Linked DNA regions of Homo sapiens: region 1 is linked to region 2. A link is a loop called in an ENCODE intact Hi-C map of the cell type or tissue named here. Cell type or tissue: ovary. All regions are shown on one strand. Each heading gives the region's core, and the rest is flanking DNA. Links, peaks and the distances in the headings are about the cores only.

Region 1 (5,366 bases), core at 239-5,238, 110 kb after region 2:
CTGGATGGCCACACAGGGCCCGGTGCCTGAGGGGTCCACGTTCGGGGTGCGGCTATGTTGAAATATGTGAGGGTTTTTGGATGAGGGTCCTGTGAACGGAGGAGCTGTCTCTGCCCAGCGGCCTTCCACAGGGCTCGGCTGCAGGCCACGGGGATGCCACCATCCTGCACCAGCCCGGGTGGGATCAGGGCTTGGTACCCACTTCCCAAGAGGGCCGGAGTGAGTAGGGCTGAGTGAGATCAGAATCCTCCCTCTCACCAAACCCAGGGCTGCCCCGGGACACACACACATAGAGAGCCCCAGGCCCCCTGTACAGGCTGCCTCTGGTCCCCGTCAGAAACTCCTACAGGTAGTTCCTCAGGATGTAGGAAGGGATCTTACTGGTTTAGTGAGTTGTATCCATTTGCAACCTCCGCCTCCCAGGTTCAAGTGATTCTCCTGCCTCAGCCTCCCAAGTAGCTGGGAACACAAGTGTGGCCCATCACACCAGGCTAATTTTTGTATTTTTAGTAGAGATGAGGTTTCACCATGTTGGCCAGGCTGGTCTCAAACTCCTGACCTTAAGTAATCCACCTGCCTTGGCCTCCCAAAGTGCTGGGATTACAGGTATGAGCCACCGCGCGCGGCCCCGCCAGGACTCTCTGCTCGGCTTGGAGATGCTGTCTTCTCCTTGTGTCTCCACTGGTCTTCCCTGGGTTCTTATCTGTGTCCATGTTTCCTTTTTTTTTTTTTTTTTTTTTGAGACAGGGTCTCACTCTGTCGCCCAGGCTGGAGTGCAGTGGCATGACCTAGACTCACTGCAGCCTCAACCTCCCAGCCTCAATTGACTCCCCGCTTCACCCTGAGTATCTGGGGCTATAGGCGTGCACCACCATGCCTGGCTAATTTTTTTGTATTTTTAGTAGAGATGAGGTTTCACCATGTTGCCCAGGCTGGCCTTGAACTCCTGAGCTCAAGCGATCTGCCTGCCTTGGCCTCCCAAAATGCTGGGATGACAGGAGTGAGCCACTGCACCGGGCCCATGTTTCCTCTTAAGGACACAATCATATTGGTTTAGGGTGCAACCTAACGATCTCATTTTAACTTAGTTACCTTTTAAAGACCCTATCATCAAATACAGTCATATCCTGAGGTAATGGAGGCTAAGATCTCAAAATATGAATGGGGGGCTGGGCATGGTGGCTCACACCTGTAATTCCAGCACCTTGAGTGGCTGAGACCAGCCTGGGCAACATAGTGAGACTCCATCTCTACAAAAAATTTTTAAAAAGTATGGCCGGGCACGGTGGCTCACACCTGTAATCCCAGCACTTTGGGAGGCGGAGGTGGGCAGATCACCTGAGGTCAGGAGTTCAAGACCAGCCTGGTCAACATGGTGAAACCCCATCTCTACTAAAAATACAAAAATTAGCCGGGCGTGGTGATGGGCACCTGTTATCCTAGCTACTAGGGAGGCTGAGGCAGGAGAATCGCTTGAACCTGGGAGGCAGAGGTTGCAGTGAGCCAAGATTGCACCACTGCACTCCAGCCTGGGTGACAAAACGAGACTCCGTCTCAAAAAAAAAAAAAAAAAAAGAAATAAAAATAAAAAATGTTTAAAAAGCATATGGATGGGGAGGGGGGACAATTCAGCTCATAACAGGGATCCTTCTGGACACTCAGAACCAAGCTTTAATAGCTTGACAATGTCTTTCAGTCTGAAACACAGAGATGCTGCCAACCCAGGGCCTGCCCCTCCATCGCAGGAAGAGGCCACACCATGAGCCTCGTGCCAGCAAAATGTGGCTGTGGTTGCTTGCTCAAGGGCAAGGCTGATGGGTGTTACTTCACCCTGGCTTTCAGAGCCACAGGAAGAGGCTGTGCAGGGAATGGGAGTCAGCTGTTCCCCAATTCCTGTGGTGCCTGAGCAAAAGAACAGGAGTGAGAGCCCAGGGCTTGGGGCAGACATGGGCAAGACGCTCATGTGTGTGGGAATGGCTGCTGGAAGCCCGTGCGCGGTCACCAGGGGTCTGGGAGGCAGGGGCCACGCTGTGACAGTGGTTCCCAAACAGCCCAGGAGCTCTGTAAACCTTAAGGCTCTGAGCGCCCATATAGGGCAGGGCAAGCGTCTGTATCTTTAGAGGGCTCCCAGACAGGGTGCAGAAATGACTTGGGTCCCGAGATGATCACTGCAGTCGCTGATGGCTCTCTGGGGGTTCATATACTTTCGTATGTTTGAAATTTTTCATAACAAAAAGTTAAAAGGGAGGAAAAAAGGAAGGAAGGAGGGAGAGGGAGAAGGGAAGGAAGGATGGAAGACAGGAGGGAGGGAGGGAAGAAGGAAGGAGAGAGGGAAGGAAGGAAGAAAAGAAAGGAGGGATGGAAGGAAGGAAAGGAGGAAGGGAGGGAGGAGGGATGGAAGGAAGGAAAGGAGGAAGGGAGGGAGGAAGGAAGGAAGGAAAAAAGGAAGGAGCGGCTGAGCACAGTGCTCATGCCTATAATCTCAGCACTGTGGGAGGCCGAGGTAGGAGGATCACTGGAGGTCAGAAGTTCAAGACCAGCCCGGCCAACATGGTGAAACTCTGTCTCTACTAAAAATACAAAAATTAGCAGGTGTGGCACGCACCTGTAGTCCCAGCTACTCGGGAGGCTGAGGCAGGAGAATCGCTTGAATCCAGGAAGTGGAGGTTGCAGTGAGCTATCGCACCACTGCACCCCAGCCTGGCTGGGCGACAGAGCGAAAGAGTGAGACTGTCTCAAAAAAAAAAAAAAAAAAAAAAAAGGAAGGAGGGATGGAAGTAAGGAAAAAAAAAAGCTCCGGGAGGATTCTGATGCGAGCCCCTGTCAGGATGAAGGCGGGAGGGAGAAGCCCTAACCTGCCCAGGGCTTCCTGTGACTCGGGTGAAGCAGTGCCTCCTGGTGGTGAGAAGGCAGAACTACTGGTATAAACTGGTCGTAACGTGCAGACTGGGTGTGAATGTGGGGCCAGGACAATGTGTGTCGTGGGGTTGACTAGGGGGAAGCTAGGCAAGCCTTTGGAGCAGGCCCACAACTTTGGTTATACCACAAACCCCTTTGTCAGTCCAGTGAACTCTCTGGAGTCTCAGGATAAAGGCGTAAATTACATGGGATTACAAAGCTAACCAATCATAGTGAAATACAATGATTGAAATACTTGATAAAGCCAAATTTGGTATAGCGTGTAGATATGACAGTAGTAGTATGTCACAGTAGATAGCAGTAATGTGCCAATGGGAGTATTAGCACATTAAGTAATATCCAATAACAACTGGTCTAATAACTATAACTTAAAAAGTAGTGAGGAGAATTCATGATATTTTGCAACAACTCCAACATATAAAAAATCTGCAATTTATATTGTTAAAAGAATCATACGTACTACTAGAACAAACAACAAAAACCTCCCAAAGACCAGGCATGATGGCTCACACCTGTGGTCCCAGCACTTTGGGAGGCCGAGGCAGGAGGATCCCCTGAGCCCAGGAGTTCGAGGCTGCAGTGAGCTATGATCGCACCATTGCACTCCAGCTGGGGCAACAGAGCAAGACCCTGTCTCAAAACAAAGCAAACAAAACAAAACAACCTCTTGAAACTTATTGCCCATCTTTATTCATGAATAAAGAAAATGGGCGATTGCTATGAGAAGTCGGTAAAAACAAAGAAGTGCCTGGTCGCCCTGCAGGTGCTGGACCGCCAGCTGAGATCCTGCCTTAGAAAGGCAGCCAAAGGCCCACTGCACTTCCCTGTCATCTGGCTGCTCCATATTCCCACTATGTGTTCCACAAAGATTGATTGAGGGCCTACTGTGTGTGGCAGACACTGCACAATATAGACCAGATATCTGCCCTCAGCAAGCATGCATTCTACAGGGACAGATGATAAGCCAACAATACACAGAACATATTCTACCAGCTCATCTTTTTTTTTTTCTTTTTTTTTTTTTTTTTTTGAGACAGGCTCTCACTCTGTCACCCAGACTGGAGTGCGGTGGCAAACCACGGCTCACTGCAGCCTTGACTGCCCAGGCTCAAGCAATTCTCCCACCTCAGTCTCCCGAGTAGCTGGAACTATAGGCATGTGCCACCAAACTTGGCTAATTTTTTTTTTTTTTTTTGAGATGGAGTTTCACTCTTGTCACCCAGGCAGGAGTGCAATGGCGCGATCTTGGCTCACTGCAACTTCCACCTCCTGGCTTTAAGCGATTCTCCTGCCTCAGCCTCCCAAGTAGCTGGGATTACAGGCGTCCACCACCATGCCTAGCTAATTTTTGTATTTTTAGTAGCGATGGGGGTTTCACCATGTTGGCTAGGCTGGTCTCGAACTCCTGACCTCAAGTGATCTGCCCATCTCAGCCTCCCAAAGTGCTAGGATTACAGGTGTGAGCCACCGCGCCTGGCTAATTTTTTAAATTATTTGTAGAGAGGGGGTCTCACTATGTTGCACAAGCTGATCTCAAACTCCTGGGCTCATGTGATCCTCCCGCCTTGGCTTCCCAAAGTACTCAGATTGCGGGCAAGAGCCACCGTGCCTGGCCTAGCTCAACATTTAAGTAAGACGTTCCTATTGAATACATTATGTAATATGTAACAATGTTTTGTGCGTAACTGATATATAGTACTTATTGAAAGTTTCCTTTTAATCCCATTTGCTTTAAAGTCAAGAGTTTTCAGCCTAGTTTAGCCAACGTGCATTCAGTCCGCTTTTACAAAGCAAAAGAAATCTCATATCCTCTGGAAGATTCTGAAGGGCTTCTGGGGAGGGGAGACACTCGTTCCTGCTATCTTCCCCCTCAACCAGTATTAAGAATCACTGCTTATTCATAGCAGCGCTCTTCACCATAGCCAAGAGGTGGAAACAGCCAGGTGTCCAGGAACAGACGAATAATAAACAAAAGGTGGTCTATCCACACAATGGAATATTTTGTGGCCATAAGAAGGCATGAAATTCTGACACATGCTATAACATGGACGAACCCCAAAGACATTATATTGAGAGCCAGACACAAAAAGAACAAACATTGTAGGATTCCACTCACGTGAAACATCCAGAATAGGAAAATTCATGGGGACAGAAAGTAGAATCAGGGTTACCAGGGGCTGGGGGGAGAAGGCCATGGGGAGTTATTGCTTAAGGGGTATGGGATTTCTGTTGGAGGTGATGGAAATGTTTTGGAAATATGGTTGCACAATATTGCAAATGTCATCAACACCACTGAATTGTATACTTTAAAATGGTTAAAATGGGCCAGGTGCAATGGCTCATGCCTATAATTCCAGCACTTTTCTTTCTTTTTTTTTTTTTAGATGGAGTCTCGCTCTGTCATCCAGGCTGGTGTGCAATGGTGTGATCTCAGCTCACTGCAACCT
Region 2 (5,366 bases), core at 102-5,101:
TATACTAAAAACCACTTAATTTTATATTTTAAAAGCGTAAATTTTGTGGTATGTGCATTGTATCTCAATTTTAAAAAAAGCTCACAAAGTACCATCTAAGATAGAAGCCGGGGAGGTGGGGCACTCCTGTAGTCTCAGCTATTTGGGAGGTTAAAGCAAGAGAGGATCACTTGAGACCAGGCGTTCAAGACCAGCCTGGGTAACATAACAAGACTCCAAGATAATAATAATAAAATAGCAAAAAACTAGAAACAACCAAAAAGCTTAATAAAAGAGTTTATAACACATATTCTGTGGTATGAACAGAACTGAACAGAAATATAAATATTAAAAGGTATATGTTGTGCAGACTGCTAATACATAGAGATTTAAGTATGTATACAACTGTGTATGTATATGTGAGAGAGAAATATGACATAAAGAATGGACATAAAAGTATGACAGATCAATTACAGGATTTATATAATAATCCAATATAAGTCACGTGGAACTCAGACACACTGCAAGAACACTGCCGCTGCCTCTCCTTGCAAACTTGGAAGAACAACAACACTTCCATTTGTAACGTATTTCCGTGTGCATTATCTGATTTAATCCTTAGAACTACCCGAGAGAGAGAGGTGCCGGGGCTATCAGCATTGTATAGATGTGCGCTGAAGGTCACAGCCTTCAGAACCGGGACCAGAAACCCCTTCCTCGTTGCTTCCACATTGTGGGAAATCCAGGTTTTCTCAACAAAAATAGATTAAAAAAAAAAAAAAAAGACAACTAAGAGCCAGCTGCAATCCCCATCAACACCTTCTGGGATTACTAAAAATAAAAAGAGGTGAGGGCCAAGGAGAGCACAGTGTGCTTGCTGGTGCTCTCTCTGGACAGGAGATCCGGCAGCTGCCCTGGGCTCACCTTGCAGACAGCTCTGCAGAGGGGGCGGGAAGGGGAACCGGCCCTGCTGAGTGAGCTCCTGGCCCCTTCTGGCACACCAGGCTGGAAGGCGGGACAGCTGGTGTGTGCCTGGAAGGACCCTGGATGCCCTGGTCCCTCGGTGAGAGGCACTGAACGGTCACTCCAGCCCTCAGAGGTGGGCAAGCATCAGGCTCCTTTCCCCCATGTCAGGACAGGGACCCTCCCAGCAGTGATGTCCTCAGGAAGTCTCCCTCCTTCTTTCTAACAACAACAACAACAACAACAACAACAACAACAACAGCAGGCCTTCTACACAGAGGGGAAACTAGGGCAGCAAGGAGACTGGCCCTGAGTGCGTTCCAGCAGGGAGGCCAACTGCTGAGGGCCTGGCCAGCTGGGGAGGCTGTGGAGCTCAGTGGTTAGAGGCTCAGGCTCTGAGGTGCCAAGACCTCAGTTCCAATTCCAGCACTCCCGACAGAAAAGGCAGCCGGACCCAGACAGCTGAACACAGCCCATTAATCACATGGGCCCGCCTGTCTGCAGAGCCCTCCCGATGCCATGATGAGGGCCAGCCAGGGTCATCTCTGGGATGAAGGAGGCTCAGTGACTCTCCTTTTATGGCCCATGCTGCTTCGAGACCCCAGCCAGGGTACCCAGGGGGGCTGTGACTCTCAGGGGCTCACGGACTGGGACGCACAGGAGGAGCACCCCAGGTCAGGCTGAGAGGGAGCTGGGAACCAGATCGCGTCTTCCTTTCCTCCTCCCCACCCCCTCCGGCCTGTGCAGCAGCCTTGACTCTGCAGCAAACTCCTCTGGGCCAGAGGCTGCAGCAGGAAAAAAAAACAACACTCACCCAGCATGGAGGATGGAGGGGAGGGAGCCGGGGAAGCCGGCTTCCACCCACTTAGATGTGTGTGATGCGGGTGGGGGAAGACATCCAAACGACCTTGCAGCTCAGAAGTCCCTTTCCCGGGGCCTGCAGCAGCTCTGGACCGGGAATGCTCCATTTCCCAGGCCTGGCTTGCAGCCCCTCCCTTCCCAGCACTCAGGGTGCTGGCTTCGGTTACGCAGGTGCCACTCCTGCCTAGGAGTCAGCTAGGGTTGCACCACTGCAGGGGTGGAGAGCAGCTGGGATCCACCAGAACCCTTGGCAGGGCAGAGGACAGGGTAGGGAGTGAGGGAGAATGGCCTGTGGTATGTGTGGGGTGGGGAGTGGGAGAGAATGGCCTGTGGTGTGTGTGGGGTGGGGAGTGGGGGAGAATGGCCTGCGGTGTGTGTAGGGTGGGGAGTGGGGGAGAATGGCCTGCGGTGTGTGTGGGGTAGGGAGTGGGGGAGAATGGCCTGCGGTGTGTGTGGGGTGGGGAGTGGGGGAGAATGGCCTGCCGTGCACTTTGACCCCTCTGATTAGCAGTCAGACCGCGGGCTCCGAATCCTGCCTTGGAAACATTCTGCCCATGCTGAGCCCCACTGCAGCAGCACTCGCCTGCCAAGTCCACCAAGCTCCAGTAGGAGGCAGCATTTACTCCTGCCTGTTTCCCGCCCTCACCCGGGACAGCAGTGGCAGCCTAGGCCTTGCTGTGCTGGGCACAGGGCTCCTGGCCATGCTGGGGTGTGCTGCAGGTCTGCGGTGCCTGTCCCCTCTTTCCAGTCTGAACCACAGGTGGGAGGCCCCTGAAGGACTGGCTCCAAAGCAGGACTCAGAGAGGACAGCACAGAGCAGTGCTTGGGCCAGCAGGGCTGTACCAGGCCACCTTCCTGGAATGCAGAAAGAATGTGTCCCCTGGCACGCAGGCACACAAAATTGAGAGAGGCAGCAAGCAAGCTCATTCTGTTGCCAAAGCACCCTGTGTCCAAGGCCCACTTGCTGGGGGGCTGGGCTCAGCAGCAGGCTGTCCCTCCCTGCTACGAGCTATCAAGGACCTGTTTGTAAATGGCAGGTAAACAAGCCAACCAGTGAGGGCCAAACCCCAGGACAGTTGCAGTCCTGCTGGCCACCTCTGACAAGGAACGTGGACTGAACTAGCCCCACTCTGGTCTCACCGCGACAGGCTGCAAGCCTCCAGGACTAGTGGATCTCCCACTGCCTGTCCTGCGCTGAGGCTCCCTTTGCCCCTGGGCTGAAGGTACAGGGCCCAGCTGTACTAAAGGCCTTGGACTCTGGAGCTTAGGAGCGGCGGACCCTCCCCTAGAGCCCCATATGGCAGGCAAGGCTGGGCCTCCTTTAGTCCCTGCAGCTGTGACAACAGGGCTCCAGGTGCCTCTCCCTCCTGGACCTTGAGGACAGCCAGCCCAGGCTGTTGTGTTGCTGTTCAAACCCAACATCCTCAGACTGTCCCGGCAAACAGACCTGCCCAGAGCTCCACCTGTCTGTCTTTCATATCTTCCGTGTTTCTTTCTTCAAAATCCAAAAGTACCTTTGCTAGGATAATCGGGCCTGCAATCTGCCTGGTCCCTGGCTCCATGGGACCTACAAACAACCCACAAATGACACCACATACCAAGAAGGAAACAGGGTGGGAGGGCTGGAAGAACTAAGAGGCAACAGTACCAACAGGTAACTCCAGACATCATGGCTCTTCCCCAGCCCAGGGCGGAGATAGGAAGGAGTTGCCAGAAAGGGGAGAGGAGTCTCCCAGCCTCGCTGGGGATGGGGCCAAGTCCAGGTAGAGAAGGGCAAGCGCCGGCCCGCTGGCTTCAGCAGGGGCAGGACCCCCTCCAATTCTGCTCTAGGCTCTCTGCACCAGGTGCAGCTCACTTCTCTGAAGATGAAGCAGGCATAGGCCCAGCACACGTGCCTGCTGGGAGATCAGGCACAGACAGGCACGGGGGGCAACCCACGGCCAGCGCCCTGGCTGAGGACTGGGAGGGAAATTTGGAAGGGCTGGAGGACGATTCCCTGAGACCCATGAAGGCTCACTGCAGGGGGTAGGGCCTCTTTTCTGCTGTGGGTTCTGAAGTAGAGAAACCCAGTGCCTTCTCGAACCCAGCAATGTCCTTCAAGGCCTGGCTTGGGAAGTCCTGCCTGGCCTCCCGCCCACCCCCCACATTGTCCCCCCACCACGCTGCCTGCCTGCAACACCCATCACCCATTTTGTTTTCTTTTTCAGAGACGGAGGCTCACTATGCTCCCCAGGCTGGTGTCCAACTACTGAGCTCAAATGATCCTCCCGCCTCTGCCCCCGAGTAGCTGGGACTACGGGTGTACCACTGCGCCCAGCTCCATTTTGGAGTTTGTCCCACCAGCCAGTGTGATGAGATCATCACCCCCCACAGCACCCGTGAATCTGGGCAGTATTAGGGAGCCATATCTGAGAGGCTGAGTTTTGTACCTCACTGTGGCACCTCGGCCCCGCAGAGAGCTTCTGGCACTAAATACACATTCAGAGAGGAAGGGAGAAGCAGCTGAAGAGAAACCAAGGGGCGGGGGAAAGAAAAAGAGAAAATGGCCCAGAGAAAGAGCAAGGGAGAGAGAAAAAGAGGAGAAACCTCCTGGCCCATCCCTGGGTCCAGGGCTCTGGGCCCTGCCCTGTGGCGGGCACGCACTGCGGGGGCTGGGGGGGCAGTGGCCTCGGGTGCTCCCGCTGCAGCTGCAGAAAGCGGCCGCGGGGATGAGCTGGCCACTGACGCAGCGCTGGCAGCACAGCGCAGCGGCGCCAGGCCTGAGTGCTGGGGCCAGACTGTTGCCCCCAGGATCAGGCTCCACCGCCTTCTACTGTGGGGCTGTGGGCTCGCCACCATCTTCATCTGTAAGGAGGCTAGTAACAGCGCCCACCTCACCTGGCGGCTGGGGACTGGGGACACAGTAAACTTCAGCTCTTATCGTTACTGGGCAAGAGCCAGTGCTTTACATCTTCACGGTCAATGCTCCAAAACTTTGCTACCATCACAGAATGCCAGCTAAGGGACCTTAGCTGTCCTCACCGACAGGACATGCTCATCTCACAGCTGCAAGGAGTGACATGCTGAGGCCACCCAGCTGAAGGCAGCGGTGGGCATGACGCAGGGCCCCCGCCTCCCGGGTGTATACTCAGTGTGTCTGAGGTGTGTGGCAGTGCGGGAGAGGCGGTGTCCTCCTGGAGCCTACAGGCTGGCAGAAGAGACAGGGTGGACAAGGACGAGGCAAGGGTAACACTGTGCAGGGCAGGGGAGGGAGGTGTGTGGCGCCGTGAGGGTGAGGGGAGTGGGCCTGCAGGGCTCAGAAAGTCTTCCTGGAGGGCCATGGAGCTGAGAACTAACAAGCGAGAGAGGGGTCAGAAGGTGAGGGGGACGCGAGGGGGAGTGCCCCAGGCAGGGGGCGCCACGGCTGCAAGCACCACAGTCGGGGAAGCCCTCACGCAGTTCCCATGGTCTCCACGCACTCAAAAACTTGGGGGACCTCAGGGAGACTCCAGCCTCTACCGCGTGCCAGTGGTTTCCCGCCTCTGTGCCAGGCCTACTTCTCTGGACCATACGCTCCTCATGGG

Evidence for each region. A loop is a pair of places that touch in the nucleus more often than their neighbours do. Peaks named below come from ENCODE experiments on the same cell type or tissue, not always from the same donor. Only the 100,000 strongest peaks of a DNase experiment are listed, where the experiment ranks them.
Region 1: a loop joins it to region 2, with 2.7 times the contacts of the local background. A loop is called at or near these places in 4 of 110 quality-filtered maps.

What each region holds. Positions count from the first base shown.
Region 1 is chr1:9,139,959-9,145,324 of GRCh38, reverse strand. No RefSeq gene overlaps it. Among named protein-coding and RNA genes, the nearest start is that of MIR34A, 9.1 kb to the left of the region's middle. RefSeq lists an enhancer at 2,801-3,095. In ovary, for the core only: a CTCF peak has its summit at 2,925 (motif pointing left); a DNase peak (open chromatin) is centred at 2,874.
Region 2 is chr1:9,247,274-9,252,639 of GRCh38, reverse strand. All of the region lies in intron 3 of H6PD (hexose-6-phosphate dehydrogenase/glucose 1-dehydrogenase), which reads right to left. Among named protein-coding and RNA genes, the nearest start is that of H6PD, 15 kb to the right of the region's middle. RefSeq lists enhancers at 1-173, 436-1,358, 2,283-3,206, 3,207-4,130. In ovary, for the core only: a CTCF peak has its summit at 2,483; a DNase peak (open chromatin) is centred at 2,393; H3K27ac peaks cover 4,761 bases.